Regions from separate parts of the Homo sapiens genome. Here region 2 is linked to region 1. The links are chromatin contacts, found by Hi-C or POLR2A ChIA-PET in ENCODE. All regions are on one chromosome and are shown on one strand. Each heading gives the region's core, a stretch centred on a gene start or an enhancer-like site at or near the end of the contact. The rest is flanking DNA. Distances are from core to core; before and after follow the strand shown.

Region 1 (6,024 bases), core at 905-3,404:
TTTTGTCTTCAGTAGTTAACTATGACAAGTCCGCATCTGATTTTGTATTTATTGGGATTCATAGTGCTTCTTGAATGTGAGTTTTTTAAAAATTTATTTTAGAAGTACTTAGCCATTATTTTTTCAAATGTAGTCACTGCCTCAGTCTGTCTTTCATCACCTTTTGATCTTCCTTCTCTCTTTTGCTTTCTTCTATATTTTTATCCTTTTGGCTTTTGTGTCTTCATACTGCAGTCTGGATATTTTCTTTGACCCATCTTCCTTTTTCGATTTCTCAGTCTTGTTTAATCTGTATTAAAGCCATCTATCAATTTTAATTTCTGTTATTGTATATTTTAATTCTTAGGCTTTTGAGTTTTTTCTTTTTAATAGATTTTATTTTTGGGACAGGGTTTTGCTCTGTCACCCAGGCTGGAGTGCAGTGGCAGAATCTTGTCACCTTGACCTTCTGGGCCCAAGTGATCCTCCCACCTCAGCCTCCTGAGTAGCTGGGACTACAGGCATGCATGCCCCACCATACCTACAATTTTATTTATTTATATTTTTAGCAATGAAGTCTCCGTATGTTGCCCATGCTGAAGCAGTCCTGCTTTCGCCTCCCAGAGTGCTAGGGTTACAGGCATGAGCCACCTTGCCTGGTCAGCATTATTTTTTTACAGCAGTTTTTAGTTCACACCAAAATTGAGCATAAGGTGCAGATATTTCCGGTATGCCACCTGACTCCCCACACACGAAGCCTCCTCCATTATCAACATCTGACACCAGAGTGAGTGGTACATTTGTTACACTTGGTGAATCTACGTTAACATATCATTATGACTCAAAGTCCATAGTCCACATTAGGGTTCACTGTTGGGGTTTGACAAATGTGTAATAACATATCCACCAGTACAGTGTCGTACAAAGTAGTTTCACTACCCTAAAATCCTGTGTGCCCTACCCATTCATTCCTTCCTCCCCACTAATCACTGGCAACTGCTGATCTTTTTACTGTCTCCATAGTTCTGCCTTTCCTACTACATCACATAGTTGAAATCATACAGTATGTTGCCAGTTAAGATTGGTTTCTTTCATTTAGTAATAGGAATTTAAATGTTCTTTATGTATTTTCATGTCTTGATAGTTTTTTTTTTTTTAACACATCTGCTGGCAGGAAGATAGCTTTTTAAAAAATTTATTTTAATTGACGTAATAATTGTACGTGTTTATGGGATATGTAGTGATTTTTTTATGCAAAATTTCATCATATAGTGATGTGTTGATACATATATAGTGATCAGATCAGGGTAATTAGTGTATTCATCTCAAACATTTATCCCTTTTTTGCATTGGGAACCTTCTGTGGCCTCTTTGTAGCTATTTGAATCTATATAATGTATTATTGTTAACTGTAGTCATTTCACAGTTATGTAGAACACTGGAACTTATTCCTCCTATCTAGCTGTAATTTTTATCCTTTCACAAATCTCTCCCTATTCTTCCCTTTCCCCTGTCCTTTCCACCTTCTTGTATCCTCTGTTCTACTTTTTACTTACATGAGATGAACCTTTTTTTAGCTTCCACATGAGTAAGAACTTATGGTGTTTAACTTTCTGCTCCTGGCTTATTTCACATAAGATAATGTCCTCCAGTTCCATGTATGTTGCTGCAAATGACAGGATTTCATTATTTTTAATGGATGTATAATATTCCTCTGTGTGTGTGTGTGTGTGTGTGTGTGTGTGTGTGTGTACACACATCACATTTTGTTTATCCATTCATCTATCGTTGAACACGTAGGTTGATTTTGTATCTTGGCTACTGTGAATAGTGCTGTAATCGTGGGAATGCAGACGTCTCTGATACAGTGTTTTCCTTTCCTTTGGATAAATGCCTAGCAGTGGGATTGCTGGATTATATGGTAGTCGTGTTTGTAGTTTTTTGAGGAGCTTTGATACTGTTCTCTATAGTGGCTGTGCTAGTTTACGTTCCCACTAACACTGTATAAGAGTTCCCTTTTCTGTGCATCCTTGCCAGCATTTGTTATTTTTTGTGTTTTTGATAATAGCTATCCTAACTGGGGTAAGATACTTCATTGTGGTTTTGATTTGCATTTTCCTGATGGTTAGTGATGTTGAACATTTTTTTCACATATTTGTTGGCCATTTGTATATAATCTTTGAGAAATGTCTATTCACATTGTGTGTGCATTTTTAATTGGATTTTTTCTTTTTTTTTTTTTTTGCTGTTAAGATGTTTGAGTTCCTTGTAAATTCTTGATGTTAATCCCCTCAGATGAGTAATTTGCGTATAGTTTGTCTCATTCTGTAGGTTGTCTTTTTTTACTCTGTTGATTTTTGCCTTTGCTATACAGAAGTTTTGTAGTTTGACATAATTCCATTTGTTGTTTGTTGCCTGTGCTTTTGAAGTCTTTATTCATAAAATCTTTTCCCAGACCGATGTCCTGAAGCATTTCCCCTGTTTTGTTCTAGTAGTCTTATAGTTTTGTTAGTTCTTTGAGCCATTTTGAGTTGATTGTTTATGTAGAGGAGTGAGGGTATAGTTTCATTGTTGTGCCTATGGATGTCCAGTTTTCCTAGCACCATTCATTGGAGAGACTGTCCTTTCCCCAGTGAACATTCTTGGCACCTTTGTCAAAAATCAGTTGACTGTAGATACGTGTATTAACTTCTGGGCACTCTGTTCTGTTCCGTTGGTTTATGTATCTGTTCTTATGTCAGTACCATGCTGTTTTGGTTACTACAGCTTTCAATATATATTTTTAGGTCTTTTCTTTTTTCTTCCTTTTTTTTTTTTCTTTTCTTTTCTTTTTTCTTTTTTTTTTTTTGTAATGCAGTCTCTCTCTCTGTTGCCCAGGCTGTAGTTCAGTGGTACCATCACAGCTCACTGCAGCCTTGACCTGAGCACAGTTGATTCTCCCACCTCACCCTCTCAAGTATCTGGGACTACAGGCATGCATCAAGATGCCTGGTTAATTTTTTTTTTTGGCACTTACGCATTTCTGTGCCTGTTGAGTGGTGGCAGGAGCAGCCCTAGGCTGGGCAGCCGAGTGGCCGAGCAGAAGTTACAGGGACACAGGGGCACCTCTAGCCCCAGAGAGGGAGACTGGGGCTTTGGGAGCTGTGTGGCCCTGGGCTCCAGAGGAGGCCTCCTGACATCTCTTCCCCCAACCAGCTCTAGTCTCTCTGCAGCCACCTTTTCAGGAAGGGCAGGGACTCCATAAAGCTCCAAAATTTACTGCCTTTCTCATTACAGGGGCTGGGAGGTGGGGCGCAGAAAGTATAAGAGGTTTAACCTGCCTGGGTGACTTTAATTCCAAAGGGCAGAGCCTGGGTGTGGTGGGACCCATGTGTGGTCCCAGTGCTTTGGGAGGCCGAGGCAGGAGGATCACTTGAGCCTAGGAGTTTGAGGCTACAGTGAGCTATGATCGCAAGTACACTCTAGCCTGGGCCACAGAGCAAGACTCTGAGTCCAAAAAAAAAAAAAAATTTTTTTTTTTTTTTGAGGCGGCTCTCACTCAGTTGTCCAGGCTGGAGTGCAGTGGCGCGATCTCAGCTCACTGCAAGCTCCGCCTCCCAGTTTCATGCCATTCTCCTGCCTCAGCCTCCCGAGTAGCTGGGACTACAGGCACCTGCCATCACGCCCAGCTAATTTTTTTGTATTTTTAGTAGAGACGGGGTTTCACCGTGTTAGCCAGGATGGTCTCGATCTCCTGACCTCATGATCCACCCGTCTCGGCCTCCCATAGTGCTGAGATTACAGGCGTGAGCCACTGCACCCGAAATTTTTTTTTTTTTTAAATTAAAAAAGTAGGCCGGGTGTGGTGCCTTACGCCTGTAATCCCAGCACTTTGGGAGGCCAAGGCAGGCGGATTGCCTGAGGTCAGGAGTTTGAGACCAGCCTGGCCAACATGGCGAAACCCCATCTCTACTAAAAATACAAAAAGTAGCCGGGTATGGTGGTGGGCGCCTTTAATCCCAGCTACTTGGTAGGCTGAGGCAGGAGAATGGCTTGAACCCAGGAGGAGGAGGTTGCAGTGAGCGGAGATTGTGCCACTGCATTCCAGCCTGGACGAGAAGAGCAAAACTCCATCTCAAAAAAAAAAAAAAAATTTAAAAAGGGCAACTTTTTCAAGAAGAATGGAGGGGAAAAGGCATGAAGAGAAATTCCCTCTGCAGCAGAGCAAGTTCCTTCCATGGAGGAACAGGAAGCCGCAATCACTGTTTGCAGCTGGGCACAGCTGCCATGACATTTCATACAGCAGCCATTGACCTGCTTCCTCCTGATGTCCTGTCTGGGCACATCCTCCAGCAGGACCACCAGGGAGGCAGGGATGGCAGCCCTTGCAACTTCCCTTTGACCTCAGGGAATTTGAGAAATTGAGGTGTGGGATGGCAGAGTGGTGGTGTTTGGAGGCCAGGAGGAAGAGGCTGATGTCCGCAACCCCACAGGACTCAAGCAGCCCACCCTGATGCCCTAGATGAGTGCTCGGGAGGGACGGCCATGCTGCTGGCTTTCTGTGTAGCACTCAGGCAGGTGCCTCAGTGAGCCCTCAGAACCGGGGAGGAGAAGGTTGCAAAGCAACAGCCTGATGCCCAGGGCCTTGCAGCTTGTCTTGGGGAGCTCACACTGCCCCTCCTGTGGTCCCTGCACTAGGCTAGGATGCCCCTGTCCTCCCACATCCTCCGCTCCCTGTACCCTGTTGGCCCAGCAGCAGTCCCTGTCCTAATGGCACAGTGCAGCCATCCACAGAATCCACACCCAGACACCTCTCTGGGCCACACATCATGAGGTCTCCACCCAGCTGTGTGTGACCCACATAGTGACAGGGTATGGCTGAGCAGGTCTCCAGGCCCACCCTTTGCCCACAGCCTCCTGCCTCCCTGCGGTGAGACACAGGCAAGGGTCACAGGTCAGCAAGTCTGTTCTCTTAGAAACATGCCAAGGTCAGGTGTGGGCCACTTGTGCTCCACGGGGGCTGCCATGCTGCCTTCTTGGAGCACACAGGAGTCCCCGTCAGATATCCTAACCTGAGTACCCACAGCTGCTTGTGGTGAGGGCTGACTGTGGGTGCTCACTGACTGCCTGCTCAGCACACAGCTGGATGGTGCTGGGCACTGGGCCTTCCAAGAAATGGAAACGGCCCCTTCCCTCCCAGTGCTCACATACAGCAGGGGAGACAGGATGGCCGGACAGAATGGTGCCAAGTGTGAGTGCTGCAAGCAGATCCTCGTGGAGGGAGCCAGGGCCAGGCTGGAGGGGTGACATCAGAGCTGTGCACATACCTGAGTGTTCTTGCCAGCACAGGGCATGAGGGTCAAGTGGCTCTACACAGCTGAGGCACAGCAGGAGGAGGGGGCACATAACCTGGCTAATTTTTTGTAGAGACACGGTTTTGCCCTGTTACCCAGGCTGGTTTCGAACTGCTGAGCTCAAGTAATCGTCCCAACTCAGCCTCCCAAAGTGTTGGGATTACAGGCGTGAGCCACCATGCCCAGCTGTTTTTAGGTCTTTCACTTCCTTTGTTAAATTTATTCCTGTTAGACTTTTTTCCTAGCTATTGTAAATGAAATTGCCTTCTTGATTTCTTTTCAGGTAGTGTATTGTTTGTATATGGAAACATCACTGATTTTTTTTAAATAGTGATTTTGTATCCTGCAACTTTACTGAATTTTTTAGCTCTGAGGTGTGTGTTTTTAGTGGAGCATAGGTTTTACTATATATAAGGTCATGTCATCTGCAGCTGCAAACACAGGGACAGTTTGACTTCTTCATTTCCAATTTGGATGCCCAGAACTACTTTGTCTTGTTCTGGCTAGGACTTGCAGTAGTATGTTGGGTAAGAGCAGTGAGAGTGAGATCCTTGTCCAGGTACAGTTACTGGAGGAAAAGCTTTTATCTTTCTCTTGTTGAGTAAGATGATAGCTGTGGGTTTGTCATATATGGCCTTTATTATGTTGGTGTACTTTCCTTTTATACCTAATTTATTGAGAGTGTTTTTTTTTTGTTTTTGTTTTTGTTTTG
Region 2 (6,024 bases), core at 1,363-3,862, 230 kb before region 1:
ATGATGTGATCTCAGCTCATTGCAACCTCCATCTCCCAGATTCAAGCGATTCTCCTGCCTTAGCCTCCTGAGTAGTTGGGACTATGGGCGTGAGCCACCATGCCCAGCTAATTTTTGTATTTTTAGTATAGATGGGGTTTCACTATGTTGGTCAGGCTGGTCTTGAACACCTGACCTCAGGTGATCCACCCGCCTCGGCCTCCCAAAGTGCTGGGAGTACAGGCATGAGCCACTGCACCTGGCCAGCAAAGATTTAAAAGAATGAAAATATCCAATGTTGGCAAATATGTGGGAAAACAAGCAACCTCATCCACTATTGGTGAGGGTATTAATAGATACAAACTTTTTAGAGGGAAATGTAGCAATAATTATTAAAATTCCAAGGCCAGGCACAGTGGCTCACGCCTGTAATCCCAGCACTTTGGGAGGCTGAGGCAGGCAGATCACTTGAAGCCAGGAGTTAGAGACCAGCCTGGCCAACATGGCAAAACCCCATCTCTACAAAAAATACAAAAATTAGCTGGGTGTGGTGGTATGTGCCTGTAGGCCCAGCTACTTGGGAGGATGAGATGGGAGAATGGCTTGAGCCCAGGAGGTAGAGGTTGCAGTGAGCCAATATAGGGGCACTGCACTCCAGCCTCAATGACAGAACCAGGCTTTGACTCAAAAAATAAAATAAAATAAAATAAATTTTAGTAATACTCATTTGCCCTAACAATGGTTATCTCTGGAATTGTGGAATTCATTATATATATATATATATATATATACACACACACACGTGTATATATATATATATATATGTGTACACGTATATATATATATACATGTATATACATATATATTTATATATATATATATAATGTGTGTATATATATATATATATATATACACATTTTTTTTTGAGACAGTCTCACTCTGTCATCCAGGCAGGGGTGCAGTGGCGCAATCTCAGCTCACTGTAACCCCCGCCTCCCAGGCTCAAGCAATTCTTGTGCCTCAGCCTCCCAAGTAGCTGGGATTATAGGTGTGTGCCACCATGCCCGGCTAATTTTTGTATTTTTTGTAAGTTCAAGCAATTCTCCTGCCTCAGCCTCCCGAGTAGCTGGGTTTACAGGCGCCTGCCACCATGCCTGGCTAATTTTTGTATTTTTAGTAGAGACAGAGTTTCCCCATGTTGGCCAGGCTGGTCTTGAACTCCTGACCTCAGCCTCCCAAAGTGCTAGGATTACAGGCATGAGCCACTGCGCCGGGCCTGGAATTATTATATAAAAAACTTTTTTATATTCCTAGAAATCTGTAAGGCAAAAATAAAAAATAAAGACAGAAAAAGAAAAAAAAACTAACTTTTTACTTCTCCGAGTATTTTTCACTACTTTTCATAGTATTTAAATGTTTATGTTTATGATTATTCTTATCATCATTATTATTATTATTATTTTGAGACGGAGTCTCACTCTGTCGCCCATTCTGGAGTGCAGTGGCAAGATCTCGTCTCACTGCAACCTCTGCCTCCCAGGCTCAAGTTAGTCTCCTGCCTCAGCCTCCCGAGTAGCTGGGATTACAGGTGTGTGCCACCATGTCTGGCTAATTTTTTTGCATTTTTGGTAGAGATGGGGTTTCGCTATGTTGCCCAGGCTGGTCTTGAACTCCTGGCCTCAAATGATCTGCCCGCCTCGGCCTCCCAAAGTGCTGGGATTGCAGGCATGAGCCACTGCACCCAGCCTTATTTATTTTTCAATTTAAAAAATGATACAAAAATGTCATCAAGAAAATTTTTTTTCTTTAATGGATTCATGCTTTTTAGGACAACATTCAAGGCTCTTCAAAATGAGCCCCTAGCCCCACAATTTCACCTCTACCATTCCCATCCACCCTTCCCTCACCCAGAATTATCCTAGGTGATGCTTTTCGTTCTATTTCACTCCCTCCACCATTCCTCTCACTGGAATGTCTTCCCTCCTCCTGTATTAATCAAAATAATACTCATCTTCCCGGGAAGCCCAGGCATGACTTCCCTTTCTCTGGGATGCTTGTGCTCCCATCTGAATTAAATTGTCCCTCCTTGGTGCTGAGGCGGTAGTTTGTTTACACCTCTAGCAGAGCACAGTTTGGCTTGCACTATTGTCACTTGTGTCTAGTGTCTCCCTTGCCAGCATTTATTCTCCACTTTCCTTGCCTCTTCTGTGAAATAAATGTTCATTTCAAAATATTTATTCAGAGCATTGCATGTTCCATACATAAATCCACGCTTAAATTATTCAGCTCCTGGAGATACACAGCTCAGCCATGTGGGCAATTACTTCAAGTCACAAAATGCTATTTTGTATTAATTTGTATTTGAAGAGAGTGCAGGAATGCATTAAACATGTCTATAGCTGTCTGGTGTTTATTCACTGACAATGAGCCGGAATTATTACTTCACTTTAAGCCTTTCTCTGGTGATTTGTTTACAGAGAGTTGTGCTAAATAGCTGAATTGTTGTCATGACCCTTTGCCTAGATCTTTTCAAAACAGTCATTAGATTTGTGTTTTACATAACACATACACACACAAAATCTCATAACCAGGAGGAAAACTGAAAACAATTTAGAATTTTAAACTTCAGCATGAGTTAAGATTAGGTTTACGGTAATGGGGATAGCCCATGATTTTGTAACTCAACAATAATATAATTTTTGCCACTTGAAAGTACTAAGTTTCTGTGGTTGCCAAAAGTAAACTGTGACAGTGTGTAGAATGAACTAATAACTGTAAATGAACTTGATCAGTAGGGCTCCTCCCGGTAAATCAAATAATTAGTCAATTTTTGCTGTGTTGGAGACTACAGTTTCAGGTCCCCAAGTGGGAGTAGCTCTTAAAGCAAAAGTGGCAGCGCATTATCATTTGTAAATTTCCACTAACAAGCAAGCCTGACTGTGTCTTTTGGCAGCCAGGGCTGTGACCTTTCTAACAGCCCAGTGTTTGTCATTGTTTTGTTTATGAGCATCTATATATGCCAGGGAAGATCTGGGGAGAGAGATTCAGAAAAAGAAAACTGAAACTAAGAAGGAAATCAAAAGCAAAAAGCCAGAAACTACTTCTTTAGCCTTTTCTTTATGATCTTAGGACTTCAGGGACCTTGAAAGATTGATTTCCTTTCACTCAAGTTTCTCATAAAATTAGCTTTGGCTCATACATCTGTTACACAGTAGTTAATTTTACAAGATAAGCAGTACAGGGGAAATGTATCTGAGGGAAAAATCGAGTGCTGGAAGCTCAAGAGACACTTATAAGGTCACAGAACAAAGCTAGTAAGTAAAATGGTCCTACTATAGACCTGCAAATAGCAAAGGGTCTGCCTTGGGTTAATTTCAGTATATCTTTCATGACATTTCACTTTTCTTCTCCAGCAGCATTAAATATAAGTGGGCTTTACTGAACCTGTTCTGAGAGAGCCTTTTGAATTGCTCAGCCAAAGAGCAATCATGATTCAAGTTCATGAAATGTGAACTTTGTATTTTAGCATCCACTTCCCTGTAATGATCTCAAGACTGTACTAGCCACAGCAATGAATGTATTAACCAGTTCTTCATGTTCACAGCTACTTATGCCATTCTTAGATACTAAATGTGCTTTCACAAAAGCACCACTGGCTATCCCACTAGTAGCAATTATTAGTAGTCTTTTAAATTCAATCTTCTCGCCCAATATAAGGAGTCCCAGAGGTTGGCTGGGCGTGGTGGCTCACACCTGTAATCCCAATAGTTTGAGAGGCCGAGGCAGGTGGATCACCTGAGGTCAGGAGTTCGAGACAAGCCTGGCCAACATGGTGAAACCCTGTCTCTACTAAAAATACAAAAAAATTATCCAGGCATGGTGGTGAGAGCCTGTAATCACAGCTACTCAGGAGGCTGAGGCAGGAGAATCACTTGAACCTGGTAGTTGGAGGTTGCAGTGAGCCAAGATGGCGCCACTGCACTCCAGCCTGGGCGACAAAAGCAAAACTCCATCTCAAAAAAAAAAAAGAAGTCCCAGAGGCTCAGAAAGGCTCCTAACGATCTAGCAGGTTGTTTGAGAGCAGCGCTGGAATAAGAACTAGGTATCTCAGCTAATCTAGACTCCTAATCTAGAGCTCTTTCTAATCTGGCTGACTAAACGCCAGAATAATTTCTCACTTACACAGTCAGAAAAAGTCTCTGTGAATTAATCTTTTTATTTGGATATGTTAGTCTTTTATTATAAAATATGCAAAAGGCTGATTTAACATCAATATATATCAGCATTGGGGAAATGCTCACAAATAAACTTCCTTAAGAATTTTAAGGCCGGGCGTGGTGGCTCACACCTGTAATCCCAGCACTTTGAGAGGCTGAGGTGGGCAGATCGCTTGAACTCAGGAGTTTGAGACCAACCTGGGCAACATGGTAAAACCCCATCTCTACTAAAAATACAAAAACTAGCCAGGCATGGTGGTGTGTGCCTGTGGTCCCAGCTACTAATAGTTAATCTCATTCCTTTTATTATGTTAATTCACTTATTTCTTCATTCCAACAAATATTTGTTCAGTGCCTACTATGTATCGAGCCCTTTTTAGGTACTTTGGATGCAGGGGTGAACAAAAAGGACACGAATCCCTGCTCTCAGGGAGCTTACAGACAATATAATGTGGATAGCTTTTGCCTTCTGCTGAAGTAATCCTTAAATTAACACCCTCTTAAGAATTCATTATTGGCCGGGCGCGGTGGCTCATGCCTGTAATCCCAGCACTTTGGGAGGCCGAGGCGGGTGGATCACGAGGTCAGGAGATTGGGACCATTATGACTAACACGATGAAACTCAGTCTGTACTAAAAATACCAAAAAAAAATTAGCTGGGCACGGTGGCGGACGCCTGTAGTCCCAGCTACTTGGGAGGCTGAGGCAGGAGAATGGCATGAACCGGGGAGGCAGAGCTTACAGTGAGCCAAGATCGTGCCACTGCACTCCAGCCTGGGTGACAGAGCGAGACTCCGTCTCAAAAAAAAAAAAAATAAAAAAATAATTTGCAATAATAAGTGCTATGAAGGAAAAATCCAAGGTGTGATGGGAAGCTATAATAAGAGTTATTAGAGACTTGTTACCACAATCCCTTGTGGAGGGGTTACTCACCTTCATGAGATTCTGAGTCTGGCTGTGGATAGGGAGAACTTGGTATTTTGAAACCCCCTTCTGGTGCATCTGGCCCCTCCCTACCTCCCTTTCCTTTGTGAAAGCCCGACACCAAACTCTGGATCTCCACTCCTGAGCAAAGCAAAAATTCAGTACAGCAGTTACCATGGCCCTCAGATGCTTCTTCTCACCTGGATGCATGTTCTGGATGAGCAACAGCAGCAATTACTCCAGGGCTGAAAGCAGGGCAGGAGGGCATGACCCAAGGCTCTCAACTTTAAACGCAGAGTTCTGGCCAGGCACGATGGCTCATGCCTATAATCCCAGCACTTTGGGAGGCTAAGGTGGGAGGATTCCTTAAGACCAAGAGTTCAAGGCCAACCTGGCCAACATAGCAAGACTCTGTCTTACAAATAATTTAAAACAAAAACAAAAACAAAAACAAGCCTGGTGTGATGGCACGCATCTGTTGTCCCAGCTACTTGGGAGGCTGCACCAGGAGGATCCCCTGAGCCCAGCAGTTCAAGACTGCAGCAAGCTATCATCACATCACTGCACTCCAGCCTAGGTGACAGAGCAAGACCTGTTAAAACAAACAAACAAACACTGAGAGTTTCTCTACACTTGACATCTAAACAAACTTTTTCCAAATGTTCAAATGTAAAAATTATTCACTTTTCTGTCAAAAACCATGAAAGTGTTTATACGCTTGAACTCAGCAATCCTACTCTTGGATATTTAAGAATTAATTCAACAGAAGAATGAAACTATGTACACCGATTTGGTCATTGTAGTGTTAAGTATAATAAGGATAAAAAGCAAAAAGCCTAAATATTCCATAGTTGGGAGGCAGTTAAGTAGATTGTGGTATATTAACTTGTCAGGATTACTAATT

What was found. Hi-C counts contacts between places; a loop is a spot of excess contacts on that map. ChIA-PET counts read pairs that join two places held with the same protein, here RNA polymerase II (POLR2A). Pooled maps may share reads with other maps.
Region 2: a loop to region 1 is called in a pooled map, with 2.3 times the contacts of the local background. The contact joins two enhancer-like sites. A Hi-C loop is called at or near these places in 2 of 50 pooled maps. POLR2A ChIA-PET finds 5 or more read pairs at or near these places in 4 of 52 experiments (A549, T-cell, WTC11 and 1 more).

The regions. Positions count from the first base shown.
Region 1 is chr2:61,438,606-61,444,629 of GRCh38, reverse strand. All of the region lies in intron 1 of USP34 (ubiquitin specific peptidase 34), which reads left to right. Among named protein-coding and RNA genes, the nearest start is that of SNORA70B, 24 kb to the right of the region's middle. Within about 2 kb of position 2,154, at least 3 of the 41 ENCODE cell types and tissues checked have a DNase peak (open chromatin) inside an H3K27ac peak, as active enhancers do.
Region 2 is chr2:61,668,164-61,674,187 of GRCh38, reverse strand. No RefSeq gene overlaps it. Among named protein-coding and RNA genes, the nearest start is that of XPO1, 130 kb to the right of the region's middle. RefSeq lists an enhancer at 2,955-3,194. Within about 2 kb of position 2,612, at least 26 of the 41 ENCODE cell types and tissues checked have a DNase peak (open chromatin) inside an H3K27ac peak, as active enhancers do.